2 separate regions of the Homo sapiens genome follow, and region 2 is linked to region 1. The links are chromatin loops, found by intact Hi-C in ENCODE. Cell type or tissue: transverse colon. All regions are shown on one strand. Each heading gives the region's core, and the rest is flanking DNA. Links, peaks and the distances in the headings are about the cores only. Region 1 overlaps RBFOX1 (RNA binding fox-1 homolog 1). Region 2 holds the start of LOC124903640 (a long non-coding RNA gene).

Region 1 (5,377 bases), core at 137-5,136:
CCCACGAGGCAGAGGTTGCAGTGAGCCAAGACCGCGCCACTGCACTCCAGCCTGGGCAACAAGAACAAAACTCCATCCCCCACAGAAAAAAAAAAAAAAAACGGACAGAAGTATGCTCTGTATCTACAATGGAATGTCATTCAGCCCTAAAAAGAGATAAATTCTTGTCAACTGCAACACTGTGGATGAACCTGGAGGATGTCATGTTGAGTGAAATAAGCCACACACAGAAGAACAAATACTGCGTGATTTCACTTACATGTAGAATCTGAAATAGTTGAACTCATAGAAGTAGGGAATAGAAGTTTGCTTACCAGGGGCTGGGGTGGGATTGGGGTTGGTGAGGGTTGGGGAGATGTTGGTGAATGGATACAAAATTTCAGTTAGATAGGAGGAATAGTTTCAAGAAATCTTTTGTTTAACATGGTGACTATAGTTAATGACATGTATCATGTTCTTGAAAATCACTGGAAGAGTAGATTTTAAGTGTTTTCACTACAAAAATGTATATCAGATAATACACGTATTAATTAGCCTGACTTCGCCATTCCACAATATATACATATTTCAAAACGTCATGTTGTACATGATAAATGTATACCATCTTTGTCAATTCAAAAAGTTAATTCGTTATTATTTTTTTAAAGAATCACCCAGTGTCCTAAGTTCCCTAAAAGAAGGAAACAGAGTAGCCAGAGAAACTGCAGCTGTCTTGGTGCCTGATTCTTTGGTAGAATGACATAAAGGTCATACACAGCATGACCCTCCCTGGTAAATACGTTCACATAAAATGCCCTGGGTACATAAAAAATTCTGAAAATTCAGTATGACGTCCTTCAAGAGTCTAATGGTAAAATGCACTCCTCTAAATGCTTGCTCAGTGTCTGCTGTGTACATAGTTATGATCCCCGTCCCTGGGGTATATACTCTTAGTCTTTGCCTTCAGGTAGTTTACTTTCTTGGAGGGAGGGGATAAAAACTAACTAAAGCAGAGACAAGGTAAGTGTAATCACAGCAGCTGAGGCTGCAGCTGAGGCGATGAAGCAGGAAACTCTTGTGGTTCACTTAGGAAGGATTTCACTTAGAAGACACAAATGAAGAAATGGCTTTATATCATTAAGCTGGCTTTAAAGCATTTAATCATTGTGTCAGCATCCATGGTCACCAGTAAACAATTAATATAAGCATCCCACGCTCCCAGGAACAGCAAAAAAAGCATTTGTTTTACTCTTCAGTGTTATTTTTCACCTAATGGCTAATCCACAAATGTCTACTAAGTGAAATCATGCTTCACATACCATTTAGAAACACCACATTTGAATTTTAAAAACAAAACATAAAGATACTTCTCTCGAAAATCAATAAAAGGCTTGAAAGACATGAAGAAGCAGATTTTCCCAGAGGAAACACAACTGGTTCAAAACCCTATGGGAAAAAAAGGGGGAGGGATTCTTAGAGTTACCAAATACGTGCAAAACAAATAGGTTCTATTTTTTATAAAAATGGCAATTGGAAAGGATTTTATAATGCTTCTCTTCATTATTAAAGGAGATTTAGAGAAAGAGTCTCTTAAACACTACTGTTGAGAGTGTAAATTGGTTTAACCTTTCTGAAGAGATCATTTAACAATGTGTATCAAAAGGCTTAAACATTTGTATAACCTTTATTCAAGTATTTCCACTTGTAGGAACTGACTCCAGAAAGTCCTGGGTGTGCTTAAGATATAGACACAATGTTGCTCATCACTGTCGGTTTGTTATGGTGGAAAATCAGAGATAGCACAAGAAAAAGCTCAGCAATTGGGACTGTGCCAAAAATAAAAAATACATAAAAATAAATCTGGTACCCATTCAATGATTTTATTCTTCAGCCCTTTCATTATTCTTACAGGCTCTTTTTTTTTTTAAAGAAAGAAGCCTATGAAGAAGGAAATTTTCATAATATATAGCTATATTAAAAAACTACAAAACATATAAACAGTTGATATACAATGTGGGAAGTCAGAGAGAAAGACAGAGAATTCAGATAGCTGGAAAAATGCTTTCTCCTTGGTGATGTAAGTAAAATTGGTATAAAGCTCCAATTTCTATGGCCCTTGGAAGTCTAGTGATGTCCCCAGGTTCCTGCAAATTCTCAGGTAGATTTTGTTCTTATTGTCCTCCAGGCTCCTCCTATCTTATTTATTCTCTATTGCACCACTTTCAGGGTTCATCCAATAGAAAGAAAAGAAGGAAAGAAAAAGACAATGAAGAGAAGGGAAAAAAGAGGGGAATGGAAACAAACCCACCCTTGCAAAAACATTTAAAAATGTAGTCAACTTAGCTGAAGGTTGGTGGTGATACCACCTAACCCCCAGCTTTCTGTTCCTTTCAGCATTGATTCCTTCCTTTCCCTCTCCCATTTCTCTCTTCCCCTCCCTCTCCTATCAGTCCTATTCCTGGAACACTACTTTTCCCTCCCTCTATTATGCAGAGCAGTGCTGTATTCCCTGGCTCCCACTCTCAGTCTTGCAAAATCAAACCTATCTGGGATTCCACAGACAAAGGGACCTCTCCTAGAACAAGATGGTGCTACCCGCCTTTCTTGGGCGATGGCTGTTGGCTATACATAGCAACATTTGCCTTGTTATGTATATAGGTAGGATATACATACAGATTACAAATAGATGACAGCTAAATGATTACTCAAAAAGGCAACTGTTATAAATAGCATTTTCCCTGATATATCTCTGCCTAGACATACAGAAAAATCAATTAATGATAATGCTAATTCACATTATCTCTGGATGATGAATAACATGCAACTCTAATTTTCTTGGTGCTTATCTGCAGTACTTGAATTTCCTATAAGCAACTATTAGTGTTTTATAAAAAGGAAGGTCAAAAACTAAGTTCACTCACCATAAAGAAGAAATGCCTAGTTCTGGAAGGAAGGTGGCTCATGGCTGAGATGACAGGTAAAACCATCTGTGATGGGTGAAATTAAGTAATGCTACCCCTAATTCAGCTAAGCCAGCAAGTGTAAGCGTGAAAGTCTCTGTTCATTCAGATCCTACCTTTTCCCCCAAATGACTGGAAAGATATGAAGGGACTCAGCTAGAAGATTCTGCACAAATGTATTCTGATACCCACATAGGGCATCCTACTAGAAGAGCTGACGACAAAATGGCCAACAGCACGGTCCTTTATGAACAAGGAAGGGAGTGAGCAGTAGGTAGGAAAGGCAGCAAGAATTTGCAAAGCCGTTCATGTGCCACTCACTGTGTTAATGGTTTGTAGACCCTTTTCTAAACATCACAGGGACCCTATCAGAGAGCTGGTAATATCCCTAACTGATAAAGAAACCAAGGCTCAAAACTGAGAGCCATCTCCCTCTGAAGTCTTTGCCTTCATTCACAGTTCTTCCTAAAATCAGCGGTTATTCTTCCTTCCAGAACCATATTCTATTTTTTTAAGGTTAACTTTTATTTTAGGTTCAGAGGTACATGTGCAGGTTTGTTATTTGGGTAAACTTGTGTCATGGGAGTTTGTCTTACAGATTTTTTCATCACCCAGGTATTAAGCCTAGTACTCATTAGTTATTTTTCCTGATCCTCTCCCTACTCCCACCCTCCACCCTCTGATAGGCCCCAGTGTGTGTTGTTCCCCTCTATGGGTCCATGAGTCCTCATCATTTAGCCCCCACTTATAAGTGAGAACATGCAGTGTTTGGAACCACATTTTAAAATACCTAGATGAACAGCACCGACCTTGCTCCCTGCAATGGAAATGTACTTAACCTGGATTTAAAGAGGCTATGTTTCCCGTATTCCATTTCAGCTAAATTAAGAGATGTGTAAATGACAAGCAGTCACTAATGTATTCTTAAAATCACGGCATTCCTGAATCAGGATATACATTCATTTAAGGATGACCTGGGGGCTTTTAGCTTTTGTTAACATAAAACTATTCATTACTTTCATATTATTGTGGCAGGCACAGGGTCTTACAGAAAAATTAGTAATTCTCAACTTTAGCTAACATTTACTGAGTGCCTATCACATACCAGGAACTTAACACTCATTATCTTGCACAACTCTTAGTGTGTGGTAGATCACCATAGAGGAGTATTTGCTCCTTCTCCACCTCCATGGGCAGAGTGTACTTTCCTACCCGTTGGCTGTGAGTGTCCCCTCCACTGCGGGTGTGTCTGTGAGACTTGCTTTGGTTAAGGAATGTTAACCGGCAGCGAGTGTGATGCGGTTAAAGGCTTGAAGGCGTTTGCACAATAGAAGTTTCTCTTGCACTTCTCCTTCACCAAGAGAACATTTCTGACTAGCTACTATTCTCCAGCAGAGGACTTGAGACACAGGGACCAGAGTTCCCTCCAAAGCTGAGCCTCCTCACTTGAGGGCCAGCTGACCTGCAGACACATGACTGAGTGCAGCCTAAATCAAGGACCCCATTGTACTACAGACACATGCACTAAACAAGTGCTCACTGTTACCTGCCAATTAGATTTGTGATTGCTGGGGACCAATAGGAAAAGAATACATAGGGTATCCTAATGTGGGAGACACTGTTCTCATCCCTGTCGTAAAATGGGAAAATTGAGGTTTAGGGAGGTTGTATAACTTTCCTGTCTCGTGGATGGCAGAACTGGAGTTCAACTTTGACTCTGAAGCCTTTATGCTGTAGCTCTCTTTGATCAGTCAGTCAGCCAGTCGTTGAACCTGATATTTAATAAGCCTCTGGATGTGCTACGTAGGCGCTGTCCTTGGTGCTGATACCACCGCAGTCAGCACAACAAAACTCCAAGAGTTCTGTTTTACCAAGGAGGAAAGGGAAGGAATAATTGCATTCAAACTCAGTAAAAAAAAAAAAAAAAAAAAAAAGGAGGTGACCATACAGTCTGACAATAAATAGATGTGCAACAACAAAAAGCCCTAGGTTCATAATAAGCTTGGCGTTTGTGGAAAAGGAAGGATGCCACCATGGTTTGGTACAGTTATAAGGGAGAGACTGGAGAGAGGCCAGATAATGCAGAGCCTGAAAGCAAAACAACGAGTTTGATTTAATTCTGCTTTCAACAGGAGGCCACTAAAAAAATCACACATTCAAGAGGAAAACATTCGGGTTATCACTTCAGAACAATCTCCATGGCTGCTTTGCTGTGGGGGATGCCAGGGAGCAAGGACGGAGACAGGGAATCCAGGGAGGGTGCTGCTGGAGCTGCCCAGGTGAGAGGCAATTGGATTGCATTGGATTAGGGTGGTGGCTGTGGAGAGGCTAAGGATTCCTTCCAAATTTTCTCTCAAATTTGAAAGCAGTCCTAACTTCCCTAATTCTAAATTAGTCTTGGCTTCAGCAAACTTGAACAAAACATTTACCAGCTTAGG
Region 2 (5,377 bases), core at 322-5,321, 56 kb before region 1:
ATGTTGCCACTTACACTTGGCCATTCAGAGTAGACTCCGATGCTGAGGCACCCCAATTGATTTTTGTTTTTATGAGTTGTCTTATGGATAAATCTGTGAGAATTTAGGAGGAAAGGTTGGATGTTCATGCTGAGACAAAGAAAGCATTTAATGAAGTCATTTTCCTTAGTTATTGGATAAGAAATAACCATATGAAACTGCATTCCAGAAAAATATACTTCAGGGAAGACTCGATGGCCGGTGGTCAGAGTTTGTGGATTTATAAAACAAAATGATAAATGCTCCAAAATAAGATCAATGTGGGTTGATTACTTTCTTATGTAATTGGTGATCTCAATGACAAAGACTTCTGAATTATGTTTATTTCTAAACAATTATAAAATAAAATTGTTTTCAGTGAAGGTGTTACTTATCATAAATGTTGCCTGATTCGTCCACTTGATCAATTTACTTTGAGATCAAAGATTACCCTTCTGTTCACCAAAATTAGCTAGAGATCCAATAATAGCTACAGATTAAAGGCAGATAAAAAATATAGTAGTGGTGTCTGGGTACAAGATATTACTTATCGATATGATTTATGTATGTGGAGATTAAACTATTTCACACTCTTAATCAGCCGATTGTCTGGAATGCTAAATAAAATAAGTGACTTGAGACTTTTAAACGAACTATCACGACAGTAATGGCCAGGACAGATGACTCCAGGTATATCACTTACACCCTAGCGGTGAGCTTCCAGGAAGGGCTAGAAAACCTAATTCTGAATGAAACAGGCAAAAATAAATGACTGCCTTTATTATACTTCAGGTATTCAGTGAAGCTCAGAGAAAATACACACACACACACACACACACACGCACACCATTCCCACATTATGTCATAGTATCACATTATAAACACTTTCACAGATAGCAGTGCAAGTCCTTTCAGGGGAGGGGGAGATGCATTCCAAAGCACATTTCAAAATCCACCCTCCATCTATCTTCATATGGAACCATGATGCTGATTTAGTCACTTCTAAATATTTGTTGTGGCTGCCAATGTTTTCTTCAAGCCTCCCCTTTCCAGAGCAGGGGTGTTTTTCCTCGTGGGAGAGACTGCCTGGAAGATGCTGAGAACCTTTGTGTTTATCTTATATGTTTGTTCTTCTCATGGCAAGAATAACCTCTCACTCAAAGTCACTATCTTCTCTCCTAAGTTGTGCCCAAATGAGTAAGCCAATTTAAAAATCTAGAAGGCAGAAACATGGATGTATTTTTGAAAAAAACACAAACACCACCACACAAAGGAACGGAGAACATTGAGTACCTATAGCATTCTACTTGCTAGGTAAATGATATTCAAATTGATTAATAAATAACATGAAAGAAGTAAATGTAAAAGGCAAAAGATCAACTCAGTAATAATTTGATAAATCCAACTGAGGCTTAGCATCTATAGAAATGCTCATTAGAATTTTCTTCCGGTGGAAATAACTGGTATAAAACGCACATGCACATACACATTTACACACACACCCACAGCAAAGGCACAGAAATTGTGGAAGATGAAGCATATAATATGTTATCAATACTCTCTTGGGAAATGTCTTCTGGCACGATTTACTCAATAATGAACGTAATAAAATAATATTTAAAAGAACAAATTGGTTCCCAAGATTTTTTTAAGACTGTTCTCAAAAAGACATGCAACAGAAAATACACCTAAGAAATATTTTCTGGAGTCAACCAACTTGATAGAAAATCACCCAAATGTTCAAAACAGAATCCTGACATTTTATAAAAATATACATTCCTTTAACACAGGTTGAAATTGAGGGTCTTGGGGAAGAGGGCCACTCTCAACTCTTGCATAGGAAGTTCTGTTCACACACTCATGTTAACAAATGGTACTCTTGAAGTGAGTCCGTGGAAAAACAGATAAAATGAGTATAATCACTGTAAACCTTCATAGAATAGGATGGAGATCCTGGGAGGGAGAAAGGATTTTCATCTGCATGACAAAACCCCTTCTAGCCCTTCAGTTCACATCCACTGCCCCTGCCCAATGACAGAGAGCTGGCCTGTCACCCTACAAGGGCAGTGCTGAGCTATTTCCCAAGCCCAGGAACCAACTCAGGAAGCAACCCTTCCAATAAAGAAAGAATGACAGAGCAGAGAGGGTCCCAAGGAAACACCCTGAGAAAGACAGAGAGTAAGGTGTCAAAAGACTGAAATGTGCACAATGAATGGAAAATAAAGCAAACACAGACTCCCTCAGCAAGACCACTAAGGAGAAGTGAAAGGGAAAAAAAAACCCACACACGCACACACACACAAACACCCTAACACATGCCAACAAAGACAACATCCTAAACAGCTCACCTTCTTCACAGCATTGCCAGTGAGTTTGAAGGCAGACTGGGGCTGACACACTCCAGAAATTCAAATGCTGCGATCCCATGCGGACCGAATATAGCACCACACAAACTTAGGAAAACACACACACACACACACACACACACACACACACACACACACACCACACCACACACCACACACTTCTCCTTTCCACTCTCTATTAAATCAGCTGAATTAACACTACAGGCACCGGAATGCCTCCACAAAGATTCAAACTCTTAGCATCAAAGGGGTCTTAGACTCAGATCACCACGAAAGGCACTGACACAAGGAAGATGGTAGCAAGGAAAAGGCAGTTTTCCATTTCAAACTTCCGGTGCCCAGGCTGGGCATCAGGCGGTTTTAAAGTATTCGGACAGGTGCAGAAACATCTCAGCGCGAGGTGCCCGGGCTCCACAGAGAGCAGGAGGCTTCCATCCACCCTTTCCATCGCAACGCGGGAGCCCCCTCCTCAGAACCTACATAAGGCACCGAAGCGCAGCCCAGTACGCGCGGGGACCCATCTGGCCCAGCCCCAGGAAAGCAGCCACCGAGGGCAGACGCGCGCCTTACCTGCTGTAAGTACATAAAAGTCAAGGCACACGAAAGCTGGGGACACATGCCCACGTTGGGGAGCGCCACGCAGGTGGCCCCCGTCAGAGGATGCTGCATCATGTCTCTCTGGCGCCCGCCGAGCCCGAGTGGGGACGCTTGAATGCAATCACGTTGCTCTCTGCCTGGGCGCTACAATTTTTTTTTTTCTTTTTTAATTTTGCTGGTTATCTAAGTCAATGACCGGTGGCTCGCGCTGTCTCTCTCTCTCTCTCTCTCTCTCTCTCTCTCTGTCTCTCTCTCTGTCTCTCTCCCCCTCTTTCCTCCTCCCTCCCCCCACCGCACCCCGCCGGTCCCTCCTCCCTGGCTCTCCCCGCCTGGGGATGTGCTAGATCCCGGCGTTCCTCTGCCTCCAACTAAAACACTTGCGGGGACCTGGAAACTAGTTGGTTCCCTTCGCGCGGTCGTCTGGCTTTTCTGGGTTGTTGGGCCTGCTTTTTGATCCCCCGGAAAGTGGAAGGGGCCCCCCACCCCATACCCCTGTGAAGGTGACACGAGAACCGGCAGAGGGAACTTCTCTGGAAGGGGCAGGGGATGCGCTGCCCTCCCGAAGAGGCTGAATGGGAGGGGGGCAAGGATAGCGAGAGGGAGGGAGGGAGGGAGAGGAGGAAGGGGTGGGACGGAGGTAGAGAGGGAGAGAGGAAGAGAGAGGGAGGGGAGAGACAGAGAGAGAGAGAGAGAGAGAGCGAGAGGGAGGGTAAAGAGAGAGAGAGATTGAAAGAGAGGAAGAGAGGTTTTGACTCACACTGAAGCTCACTCCGTTGGTTCTGATGCTGTCTGTCTCCTCATTTGTCAAATGGGTCCAGGGGAAAGATTTTTTTTCCTTTTTTTCCTTCCCTCCCCTTCGCTTTTTTTAAAAATTATTTATTTTTTTTGTTTGTTTCAAAAAAACACTCACCAAAATTTAAATTCGGTCTGCTAAAACCCTCTGCCGGTGAGCAGGCGAGCGAGCGCCCCGCGCGCCCGGCATCAGGCGAGCTGGACAATTAGCGCGATGGCCCAGCTGGGACCCACAGTGGTAGATGTTGGTGGCGGTGCGTTTGCCGGATTCCTTGCCAAATAAACACAGAAAAGGGATTTCCCCTCCTCAGGAGGTGGAGTGCTGAGACGTTAGGGGCTGGGGGCAGGAGGGAGCTTGGGCTGAGGGAGGGGAGGAGGTTTCTGCGCCCCCCAGCAGAGCACCGAAGCGCCGATGCACCCCCGGGCGTTTGGGGCGCAGCTTTCGCTCTGTGCCTCGCCTTGGTTGGGCAGGCAGCCCCGAGCCAGCGAACCAGCCCCTGAGCTGTTCAATGAGAGCAACCGCCCAGGCTGGCGTGGAAATCAAGCCTGTTGGACTAACGTGCCAGCTCGGGGCGACTGGAAGGGGGCTTCTCCCAGCCCAGAACACCCGCTCCTCTCAAATTATAAATGCACAGGGTAGGGAAGTCCGTGTCTGATAAGAGATTACTCCGTCGGCTGCAGGGAGCAAATTACAATGGTTTATTTATTTATTTTTTTTATTCTTGCCTGTCCAGCCCTCCTTGGCCAAATTAACATTCTGCTCTTGCAAACGGGTCTCCCCTCCCCTTTATTTTATGAAGTAATAATTATTCATTAGTAGATTTCATTAGTCTTTATGCAATAAAATAGGATGTGATCTGCAAATCGAAAGAAAATATTAAGACTCTAACTCGTCCTTGGTCCTGACAGGAAAAAAAAAAAAAAGCACATTCTTGCATTCTTGGCAGCAATAAAATCGTGATCAGGAAGAGTAGCCATATTTTTTTAATATAGATTTTGACCCAGTGATTGGATTTTCTTTTTTTTTTTTTTTGTTTTCAGACCAAGAGATCAGCTGTCTAAACAGCAGCTTTTTTGATTGTTGGGCTTCCTGAAAGAAACCTTGCTGACAGCTTCTCACTGACCTGCAGGACGGAACCGTACCTGAGAGGGGATGGGGGCTCTCTCACAAAAGAATATTTGGGGCAGAACCCTGGAACTGGCCACCAGGGACATCCCAAATATCCCCTCCTCCTCAGGGCTCACCCCGACATCCTCAGCCAAATGAAGGCTCTGAACCCAGCCATCAGCTCGCAAGGCACAACTCACTTTGCAGGCTAATCAAAATGCTTTCTGAAGAAAAGAAAACTAATTATCCCACGGCTCTATTTTTTGTTGTCGTTCTGTTTGAAATAACTATGAAGTCTTCACTCTGCCTAACACTAGGCCCCAACCCGCTGTTTCTTTCCACTTTTCATCTTGCAAAACCAGTGCCTCCAACCTCTCTGGGGCTCACACATCCCATCAATTTATCAGGGACACAGTAGCATGTTTAACCCTTTAGCCCTAGGCAGAAGTTCATCCAGGGGAGTGGGAAAGTAGAGGCTGCTATTCTGTACTGCTTT

What was found. Hi-C counts contacts between places; a loop is a spot of excess contacts. Peaks named below come from ENCODE experiments on the same cell type or tissue, not always from the same donor. Only the 100,000 strongest peaks of a DNase experiment are listed, where the experiment ranks them.
Region 2: a loop joins it to region 1, with 11 times the contacts of the local background. A loop is called at or near these places in 2 of 110 quality-filtered maps.

What each region holds. Positions count from the first base shown.
Region 1 is chr16:7,246,130-7,251,506 of GRCh38, reverse strand. All of the region lies in intron 4 of RBFOX1 (RNA binding fox-1 homolog 1), which reads right to left. Among named protein-coding and RNA genes, the nearest start is that of LINC02152, 1.0 Mb to the left of the region's middle. RefSeq lists a silencer at 4,652-4,852. In transverse colon, for the core only: no CTCF peak of the experiment used is centred there; no DNase peak of the experiment used is centred there.
Region 2 is chr16:7,302,063-7,307,439 of GRCh38, reverse strand. All of the region lies in intron 4 of RBFOX1 (RNA binding fox-1 homolog 1), which reads right to left. It overlaps LOC124903640 (a long non-coding RNA gene), which reads left to right and starts at 2,760. Exons shown (of 2, transcript XR_007064971.1): 1 at 2,760-2,959; 2 at 4,815-5,377. In transverse colon, for the core only: no CTCF peak of the experiment used is centred there; no DNase peak of the experiment used is centred there; H3K4me3 peaks cover 1,710 bases; H3K27me3 peaks cover 3,026 bases.